2 separate regions of the Homo sapiens genome follow, and region 1 is linked to region 2. The links are chromatin contacts, found by Hi-C or POLR2A ChIA-PET in ENCODE. All regions are on one chromosome and are shown on one strand. Each heading gives the region's core, a stretch centred on a gene start or an enhancer-like site at or near the end of the contact. The rest is flanking DNA. Distances are from core to core; before and after follow the strand shown. Region 1 holds the start of LINC02481 (long intergenic non-protein coding RNA 2481). Region 2 holds the start of PPP2R2C (protein phosphatase 2 regulatory subunit Bgamma).

Evidence for each region. A loop is a pair of places that touch in the nucleus more often than their neighbours do. ChIA-PET counts read pairs that join two places held with the same protein, here RNA polymerase II (POLR2A). Pooled maps may share reads with other maps.
Region 1: a pooled map shows a loop between it and region 2 (6-fold over the local background). The contact joins the promoter of LINC02481 here to the promoter of PPP2R2C in region 2. A Hi-C loop is called at or near these places in 2 of 50 pooled maps. POLR2A ChIA-PET finds 5 or more read pairs at or near these places in 2 of 52 experiments (K562 and Panc1).

The regions. Positions count from the first base shown.
Region 1 is chr4:6,687,348-6,691,903 of GRCh38, forward strand. LINC02481 (long intergenic non-protein coding RNA 2481) reads right to left here and starts at 3,172. Exons shown (of 3, transcript NR_147207.1): 1 at 2,952-3,172; 2 at 1,962-2,112; 3 at 101-1,549. RefSeq lists enhancers at 1,242-2,441, 1,443-2,190.
Region 2 is chr4:6,470,609-6,475,555 of GRCh38, forward strand. PPP2R2C (protein phosphatase 2 regulatory subunit Bgamma) reads right to left here and starts at 2,006. Exons shown (of 9, transcript NM_020416.4): 1 at 1,552-2,006. The coding sequence starts at 1,621. RefSeq lists an enhancer at 1-315.

The DNA.
Region 1 (4,556 bases), core at 1,922-4,421, 220 kb after region 2:
GTGGATGCCCTGCCTCAGGGTTGTTCTAGCTCAGGGGATGCCGGCCCTGCTGTTCTGGTGTAGCAGGAGGAGCCACAGACAAAACTCCTCAGACACTGGATTAAAGAAGGAAGAGGTTTATTCAGCCGGGAGCATCAGCAGACTTGCGTCTTAAGAGCCGAGCTCCCGGAAAAAGAAATTCTTGGCCCTTTTAAGGGCTTACACCTCTAAGGGGCCCACGTGAAAGGGTCATGATAAATCGAACAAGCATGGGGAACGTGACTGGGGGCTACATGAATCAGCTAACAGAACAGAAAATTTTGCAATGCTTTTTCCTACAATGTCTGGAATTTACAGATAATACAAGTAGTTTAAGTCAGGGGTCGATATTATTATTATTACTTTTTTTAACTACCAGGGCCAGGTGGTGGTGCCAAGGTCTTCTGGCTATTTATCTTACTTCTGTTTTTTTTTTTTTTTTTTCTAACTTTTTGCTTTCTCTCTTTCCTCCTGTCTTGTAAACTAGGCAAGGTCGGGGGAGGAGGGCAGCAAGAGTAGTAGTGGTCTCCTTCCTTACTGGGACCACGCTCTGAAGACCATTCATCCAAGCAAGCCCCTTTGTCTAGCAAACACCTTCTGCTCCTTCAAGTCTCATCTGAAGCACCACCTCCTCCAGGAAGCCTCCCTGACGTTCCTGCCTGGGTAGCCGCTCCATGGGGCTCCCACAGCACACCACTGTCACACTGCACTGTCACCATCCGCTGCTTCTCAATGTCCTTGACTGAACTGGTAGCTCCTCGAGGGACAGGATGAACCAGTCACACAGCTCCTCTCCAAAGAGCTCCCAGCAGAGAAGGCAGCTGGGAGCGAGGAAGGAGGGAGCAGCAGGTGCTTCGAGCGCCACTGGGTGGCCGACACCTGCCAGGCACCTCACACGCTCCGCTGCAGTTCATCCTGCACTTTACTTACCCTTGAGTCCCCCTATCTCTGATCATTGTCACTGGTTCCTAGGAAACTGACACTCGGGTCACAAAACTTGTCCAAGGTGTCACAGAACAAATAAAGGACAAAGCCAGGGACCAAACTAAAGTCAACCTCTGCCTTTCTACAATGCCAGGCTGCTCACCGTCAAGCAACTTGGCGGTGTCACCGAACTCTGCACCGGTGTACTGAGGTGAACAGCATCCCCCAAAATTCATGTCCTTCCCAGGACCTCAGAATCCAGCCTTCTTTGCAAATCAGATCATTGTGAAAGTTCTAAGTTAAAACGGGGTCATGCTGGGGTAGGGAGGGTCCTTAATTCAATATGACTTGTGTCCTTCTGAGACACAGAGGCACATGGGGGGCCAAGTGACAACAGAGGCAGCGATTGGAGTGCAGGGCCACAGGCGGAGGAAGGCCGCCAACCACCGGAGCTGGGGACGGGCAGGGAACAGAGTCCTGCTCTGAGGCCCCAGAAGGAGCAACCCTGATGACGCCTTCATTTCTGCCTTCTCGGCTCCAGAACCAAGAGGGAGCCCATTGCTGGTGTTTTCGGCCCTCCAGTTTGTGGTGATTTGTTCCACAGCCCCTAAAAAACAAATACTACCGGTTGGGAATACTCAGTCACCAGCAACAAGAATCCCCACAGCGTCTCCACGTGGCTGCACGTAGCCGAGGGAGATCACGCCCAGGATTCCTGCAGGAAGAAAGCAGACGGCTGAGAGCCTCCTCTTTGTATTCGGCAAGACCAGGCTCCGTAGCCCTCAGGGAAACATTCGACCACAACTGTGGTGTGTGGGCCCCGCTGTTTGCTAGAGAGCCTGAGAGATGAGTCATTGGTTTCTAGCCTGGAGAAAGACGCCTGCGAGGCGAGACTGTCAGGGTCTCTGCCGCCCTCCCCAGGAGCTGTGTCCCTGAGGTGAGACGCCACCCCTGCCCTCACAGCTACCCGGTGCATGACCCCTGTGTCCAGCCTGTCCCTGAGAAACTGATTTCCTCACCTCTCTCAGCCTCCTCCCTCATCAAATATTTGTCGGAGGCATTATCAAGGATCAAACCGGTTTGATCCAGTGCAGTGCAGGAAACGCGGGCAGGGTGGAGGGGCCTGGGCTTGTTGACCAAGTTCCTCGCTGTGAGCCTCGGTTTCCCCTTCTGCAAAGTGTGGAGATCTCATCAGGTGATGAGTGAGGCCCCTCCTCCTCCTTCAGTTTCCTGCTCCTGCCCAGGCCTCCGCCAGCTCCCAGTGTCCTTGGGCGAGTGCTGCGGGGACCCTGAACCGCACATGGCTGGGGGCTCCTCACCCTGCAGCCCCTCACTGCCTCACCGTGCACATCCGCGTCTCACACCAGCGGCCATGTGGGCCTCAAAAGGGCAAACCTGACGGTGCCTCTTGTGGCTGATAACTCTCCAGACCATTGACCTGGCACAACAGGATCACCTGGGAGGTGCTGGGCCAGCCCAGCCACTGAACGGGCAGCTCTGCCTGGGTGCGGCCCAGCAAGAGCTAGTTCTTAAAATCACCTAGGAGCTCGGACGTGTGGCTGGCTCTGCGAGGCCCAGAACTACAGGATCAAGCCCCTGAGGGGCCTTCCCTGGTTGGTGCCCTCCTCCCCCTCCAGCCCATCTCCACCCTGGACCCCCGCTGCCCATCCCAACTTCTTGATTCCCCAGAGCACTGACTGGTTGTTTGTGCCTTGTTCCTCACTGTCCCACATCCCAAGGCACCGACTCCTCCAAGCCTGCCTCCCACTCCACTCCCACTTCACTCTCCCCATGCCCTTCCCGGGCATGAGTTCCTCCACCCCCCAGCACAGGCCCCGCCCTCCTCCTGGCCTCTCTGCTTCTCCCCTTCCCAGTCACCTCTTCCTTGCCACCTCCTCCATGCACATGGCGCCCTCTGTGGCTGGTACTCCCTGACACCAGGATCCCAGCCTCGTTCATCGTGCATCCCCCAGCCCAGCACAGGGACTGGAGAGCTTGGATCAACTTACAGCTCCCACCTGCTTGGGCCGGTGCTGGATCCTGGGCTACACTCGAGGGGCCGTCTGTCGCATCTGCTGAGCACAGATGTCTGGAGAAGGCCCCATCTGATCCAGATTCCAGAGGACAGAGGAGTCACTTCCAGAGCTGTTCCCATGACACTCAGGACAGGCTGGGCAGGCCAAGCCTCACCTGCCCCACTGCATAGCTTGTGTTTTCCTGAAACCTCCTGATCCCCACCTGGGCCCGACTGACTGGGGATGTCTCCTGCCTGCCCATCTCCGTGGTGATAGGGCGGCCTTGCCGAAACAAGGCCACATCCTGGCCTTCCCGGGGGTTGACTGCTGGGCCCCTTCCTGTCAGCGGTTGCTCTTTACCCTGGTTAACATGTAGAAGCTCGTGGTTCGAGCTCTTCATCTGGCCTCTTTTTTTTTTTTTTTTTTTGAGACAGAGTCTGGCTGTCGCCCAGGATGGAGTGCAGTGGTGCGATCTCAGCTCACTGCAACCTCCACCTCCCAGGCTTAAACGATTCTCCTGCCTCAGCCTCCCGAGTAGCTGGGATTACAGGCACGCGCCACCATGCCTGGCTAATTTTTGTACTTTTAGTAGAGACAGGGTTTTGCATGTTGGCCAGGCTGGTCTCGAACTCCTGATCTGAAGTGATCCACCTGCCTTGGCCTCCCAAAGTGCTGGGATTACAGGCGTGAGCCACTCCCAGCTGCCTCAAGGGCAACTCCCCGCATGGCAATAATCACGACCCCTACAGCAACATTCCTGAATAAAGTCAGAATAATTTTCTCTTTAACTGGTCCTCTGACTCAGAGGTCTGTGTTGAACCCTTTCTTGGAAAATGCCACCTCCCTCCTGAGAAGAGTCTCCAAGGGGGCTTGTCCTCAGAGTTACCCAGGTGAGCTACTCCAGCAGGGGCAGCCCTGGTGGTTTGGTGACACTCCAGTGGCCTGAACGGGTGGGGGAGTGCAGCAGTTTCCACCCGATGGATGTCCTGATCCTTCCTCCCACAGCGGTGAAAGATTAAAGTGAATAGTCGGGCATGGTGGAGCGCCCCTGTAGTCCCAGCTACTGGAGAGGCTGAGGTGAGAGGATCACTTAAGCCCAGGAGTTGGAGGCTATAGTGAGCTGTGATTGAGCCACTGCACTCCACCCTGGGTGAGAAAGCAAGACACTGTCTCTAAAAGTAAATAAATGGGGCCAGGCACGGTGGCTCATGCCTGTAATTCCAGCACTTTGGGAGGCCGAGGTGGGCAGATCACTTGAGGTTAGGAGTTCAAGACCAGCCTGGCCAACATGGTAAAACCCCATCTTTACTAAAAATACAAAAATTAGCTAGACAAGGTGGTGCATGCCTATAATCCCAGCTACTCAGGAGGCTGAAGCAGGAGAATCACTTGAACCAGGAGGCAGGGGTTGCAGTGAGCCAAGATCGTGCCACTGCACTCCAGCCTGGGTGATAGAGCGAGACTCCGTCTCAAAAAATAAATAAAAATAAATAAATAAATAAAAATTTTAAAACAAAGTGATGACCGGACTGGCCAACATGGTGAAACCCCCAAAAAATTAGCCTGGTGTGGTGGTACATGCCTGTAGTCCCAGCTACT
Region 2 (4,947 bases), core at 756-3,255:
CCACCGAGGCACGGGCCAGCAACCCGGCGGCTTCCTCCAACCCTCTGTCGCTGCAGGCTGCGAGCAGAAACCACATCCCGGACCCACGCTGATCCCGACTCAGCCTCGCCGAAGCAGGCGACAAAGGACCGCTCTCAGCTCCCCGGGCCTCCCAAAGCCGCGGCCGGGTCAGAGCCCCACCGGCCCGGAGGCCCGGGCAGCCCTGCCCCTCTCTCGCACACACCCGGCGGCGAAGCGTGCGTGACTCAGCGGTTCTCCCGCCGGGAGCGGGCGCGGCCCCCGCAGCCTCCCTCCGCCCAGGTCCCACGCCCAGCCTCTGCCTCCCGGGCCAGGGCGCCCCGAGCCCGCCCGCGCCCGCGCTCGCGCTGCGCTCCCCGGGCCTCCGCGGGGCTCCGGCTCCGCTCGGCCTCATTTCCGGCAGAGCCAGGCTTCGAGGAGGCGGACCCAGCCGCAGGAGCCCGGTCTCCGCCGCCTGGCCCACTCGGTCTCCCTGACACAGGCACCCACGCGCACCTGCCCCGCGGGACCCGTGCCCAGGGCCCCTCCCACTGGGGCACCCACCCGGGGAATCCGCGCACACTTCTGCGGCCGGGCCGCCAGCCCGTGGGTTAGCGGCTGACAGTCCCCGCACTCGGGCAGGGCTCCAGCACAGGCGGCCCCGAGCCCAGACCTCCCGGTCCCCATCCTCCATCGGGGTCACTCCGCGGGCCCTGCCTGCGCACGGAAGCTGTCCCCACTGTTCCCCTAGCGAGGCAGACCAGGGGGCCCCCGGAAGTTCCAGGCCTGTAAGAGAGGGGCGCTGACCCACCAGCCTCGGGGGTAGGGTGGGGGTGGGGGTTGGGCTTGTAGGGCCAACTTAGGGGATTTTAAACAGGGCCTGTTTGGGATGGCATGTCCCACTTTTTTGGAAAATCCCGACAGTTAGCCCAGCTGCTCCTGTCTCAATATAACTCACCAGGAATAAAAAGGCCAGCCCCAAACCAGCCGCCTTCTCCCTCCCACTCAGGGACCCTGCCTCTGGAGGACAGGGAGGGGCCCGGGCAGGCGGGCCTCCCAGGAGGATCTGGCAATGGATTATGTTTTTTTCCCCCCGGGTCCCTCTTCTTCTCCAGGGAGAGGGCAGCCTAGAAAATTCTGCGGGCTTTGGGCAGGGCTGAAATGGCAAATCCAGGATTTAAACCATTAAATTTCCCCGAGATTTCTTCACCAGATTAGCCACAGCCGTGGCCTTTTAAAAAATTATGGTCAGGGCCGAATCAGGATGCCACCTGGCTTGGGAGAGGAAAGCTGCCTCCCGGAGGGCGGCGCGGAGGAGGGCGCTGCCCTGTGCCGGCGCTGGGCAGCGGAGGCCGGTACCCTCGGGCTCCCTCCCTCCTGGGCCCCGGGCAGGGTGGGATGGGATGGGGTGGGGTGGGGTGGGATGGGGTGGGGTGGGGTGGGGCGGGGGGACACGACACACATCGCGCGGTCCAAACCTTCGGAGGGCATTCGGTGCGACGGCATCCCCACGCCGCGGCCGGCCGGAGGGGTCTCAGACAACACGTACGTTACCTTCAGTCACATAGCTGTGGTCCCGCAGGAAGCTGTGGTTAATTTTCCGCGTGTCCGTGTCCTCGCCCATTGAAGGCCGTGCCCGGTGCTCTGGGCATGCCCCGCCGCCACACACCGATGCAATCCGCAGAGGTCGCGCCGGGCGCGCGGGCCATGCCGCCGCAGCCTAGCAGGGGCGCGGGCCGCCGGGGCCCCGAAGGGAGGGCATCGCGGCAGGGGGACGGGCGGGGGCGGCCGGGGGCGGGCGCCGCGGTCAAGCGAGCGCGCGGTGGGCGGGCGGCGGCCGCGGGTTCGGGCGGGCCGGGGCCCAGGCGCGCATCCCGGCCGGCCCGTGCGCGCTGCGTCCGTGCGCCCGGCGGCGGGGCCTGGTGCCGGTGCGCCTGGCTGCGGCGACGGCGGCGAGGGGACGCGCGCGGCGCTGCGCTGCGCCGACCAAGCCGGGGCCGAGCCGGGCTGCGCGGGCTGGGGCCGCCGCCGCCGCCGCTGTCGCAGGCCCCTCCCTCGCGCCGCCCGCTCTCCGCCCCCGCGGCCCTGCAGGTGGAGCCGGCGCCCAAGCCGAGGCTGCACCGCCGTGCTCGGGCCCTCGCGGTGGGCACCTTGGTGCTGGGTGCGCCACGGGGGAGGGAGGAAGGAGACCGCCAGCTTGCGGGGAGAGGGTGATCAGCTGAGCTTGGGGGGAGGGTACCTTGGGTGCCCAGGTGCTCCAGTTATGGGAGAGAAGGCCAAGAGCCGGGGTGCTGGGAAGGGGGCAGGAGGAGAGCAGCCTCGCAGGCAGAAGGCAGAAAGGACTAGGAAGGAAGGAGTGGGGTCGCAGTTGAAGAGGGCGCACCTGGAGAATGGGGACTCGGGGGAGGGGAAGGACACTGTCTCCCTTCATTAGTAGAAGAGGGTGGGTCGCGCAAGTTCTGGGGCCCGTTGGGAGCATTAAGTACATGTGAAGAAGCTGGTGGAGGGGGTCCAGCAGCCGACAAGGCAAAACTGGATGAAATGGCTGGAGGGGTGATTGGGCCTCCCCCAGGCAGGGCTCTGAGATCTCTCCTCATGCCCACCTCTCCTGACGAGTGAGAAAGTTAAAGAAATACAGAGCTAGGTACCTCCAAAACCAGGCTGGAAAATGCGTCCCCCTCCTCCCTTCCCTCCCTCCCCTCCAAACCCAGGGCTCTGCCAAACAGGAACCTCCCTCTGGTAATCAGCCTGGCACATAGTGGGCCCTCAAAAAATATTTGCCTCCTGTTTTGCCAAGCTGCCACCTCCTCCACCGTGACCCACCGCCTAATGAATCACAGTCCCCTGCACGGGACACAAGCCCCAGTGGGGATTCAGAGGTGTGGGTGAGGAACCATCAGCCCTCCCTAGGAGCTCAACAGAGCCTTCCTGGAAAGCGAGGGACTCTGTGGCTTGCCTGGGAGGGGTAAGTGCAGTGGGGTGACCAGAGCTGCAGGGGCTCTTGGGTCTAAGGCATCAGTGGAGCCATGCTCCAGGTGGGGGCTGGTCTGTAATGGCCTCCACTTGTTTCAAATGGTTCTGGGGGAACTCCAGACAGCTCCCCAAACTGCAGTGGAGGTAGGAGAGTCCAAAGGCGTTGGGGGCAGGGAGACTGGGGCTGTGGGAAAGACGAGGGAAGGTGATGCCGTCTCAGATTTCTTGGAGATTGAGAGGGAGTTTTTGAAGCTACAGCTTTCGTGCCTTTGAAATCCCCAGAATGGACCTATGAGGAGATGAAAGCCCCCCAGCAGCCCCACCAGCACTCTGCAGGCTGTCATGCAAGGGCTGGCCTGGGGAGAGGCCCTGGGGCCCTGCCAGCACCTGCTTTGGCAAGTGCCCTGCCCTGTTCCAGCCTCTACCTTTTCACTGTGGAACAAGCCAAAATCTCCCAGCTGTGCAGACTCCATTCAAGGACCAGGTAAATGCAAGGGCCGGAAGGATGTGCTTGTTCTTTGTCACTTTCTACCCCGTAGGAAAGTGACCGACACCCACATTGGCCCCCACCCACCTGGCATGTTCTCCTCTCTCTCTCTCACCTGTCTGCTCACATGCCCCCCACCTCACATCCTAAGGCCAGCCCCCCACTCTCTGTCCACACCCCCTCACCTCTCTAGCTGGAGCCAGCAAAATGGCTATGCTGGGAGAAAGACAGGCTGGGTTCAAGTCCTGACCACAAGGGGGCCCAGGCACAACCTCATCTGTAAAGTGGATGTGATGGCAGGAGTGGCCCCACTGGGTTGGGGTGGCCAGTCCTGCTCAGCAGGGGTCAGGCCTCCTGGGAGCTCTCTTGTTATCATGCTGAGGCCCACCCTCCCGCATGTTCCTCAGCCTCCCTCTCTGATCATGGAGAAGTCCCCTCTCCCTATCTGTCAATCCTGCCAAAACACCCACCCTATGCTGGCATCAGCCTCATCTCCCGGGATGTCCTGGACTACAATGAAAACAGCCCCACTCTGGCCTGACACAGTACATCATCCCTTTCATCAGCTTCTGAGCCATGCTGGGGACCCTGCAGTGGGTGGTCTTTCCAACCTGACTGGGCCCCAAGGCTTGCATCCATCCCCTCCTCACCCCTCACCACCCCATCCTGCCCCACCCCCACCACAAGCAGTGTCTGGGCTCCTCCACACTGTCTCCTCCATTTCCTGGAAGCCCTCCCCCTCCAGCACAACCGAGGACTCTCCCTCAGCCCCCTGCCCACCCCCCACCTCCACTAAATCACACAATCTGCTGCTTCCTCATCTGTATCTGCACACAGCCCTGCCCCCGCTGACAGAGCCTGAGCTCCAGATCCTGCCACCCCCAGCCTCTCTGTACAGACTCCTCTCTGTACTTTCATTCATTCAATGAGGAATGTTTATTGAGCATCTACTATGTGTAGGCATGTTCCCAGCACTAGGGTAGTGTGGAAGACAGAATAGAGAAATGCTCTGCTCTCGTGGAGCTGGCCTCCCAGTGGGGTGAGATGGACAGCATAAAGTGAGCATGTACTGTGTGGGCCATGACTGGTGCAGAGGAGAAGGCGGGAATGGAGATGGAGATGAACGGGGATGGAGATGGGGATGGAGATGGAGATGAAGGCGGGGATGGAGATGGAGATAGAAAGGAACGGGGAGGAGGAGGTGCCATTTTATAAAGGTGAGTGTAGAGGAAAGCTCAATAAGGTGAAATTTGTCAGCATCTCTCCAGATGCTTCTCACAGCGTAAGCCTGCTTGGGTCTCTTCCACATTCAAAAGCTATCCTCACTCCGTGTCCCTTCAGCCACCAGCACATTGCATTTCTGCCATTCACAACCACAATGCCAAAAGGGTACAGCTACACTCGCCATCTCCTCACTCACTGCCGTGCCCTCCAACCTGGCTTCTTGCCATCCATCCCACCCCAGAAAAGAAACTTGTGTCAGACGGCAT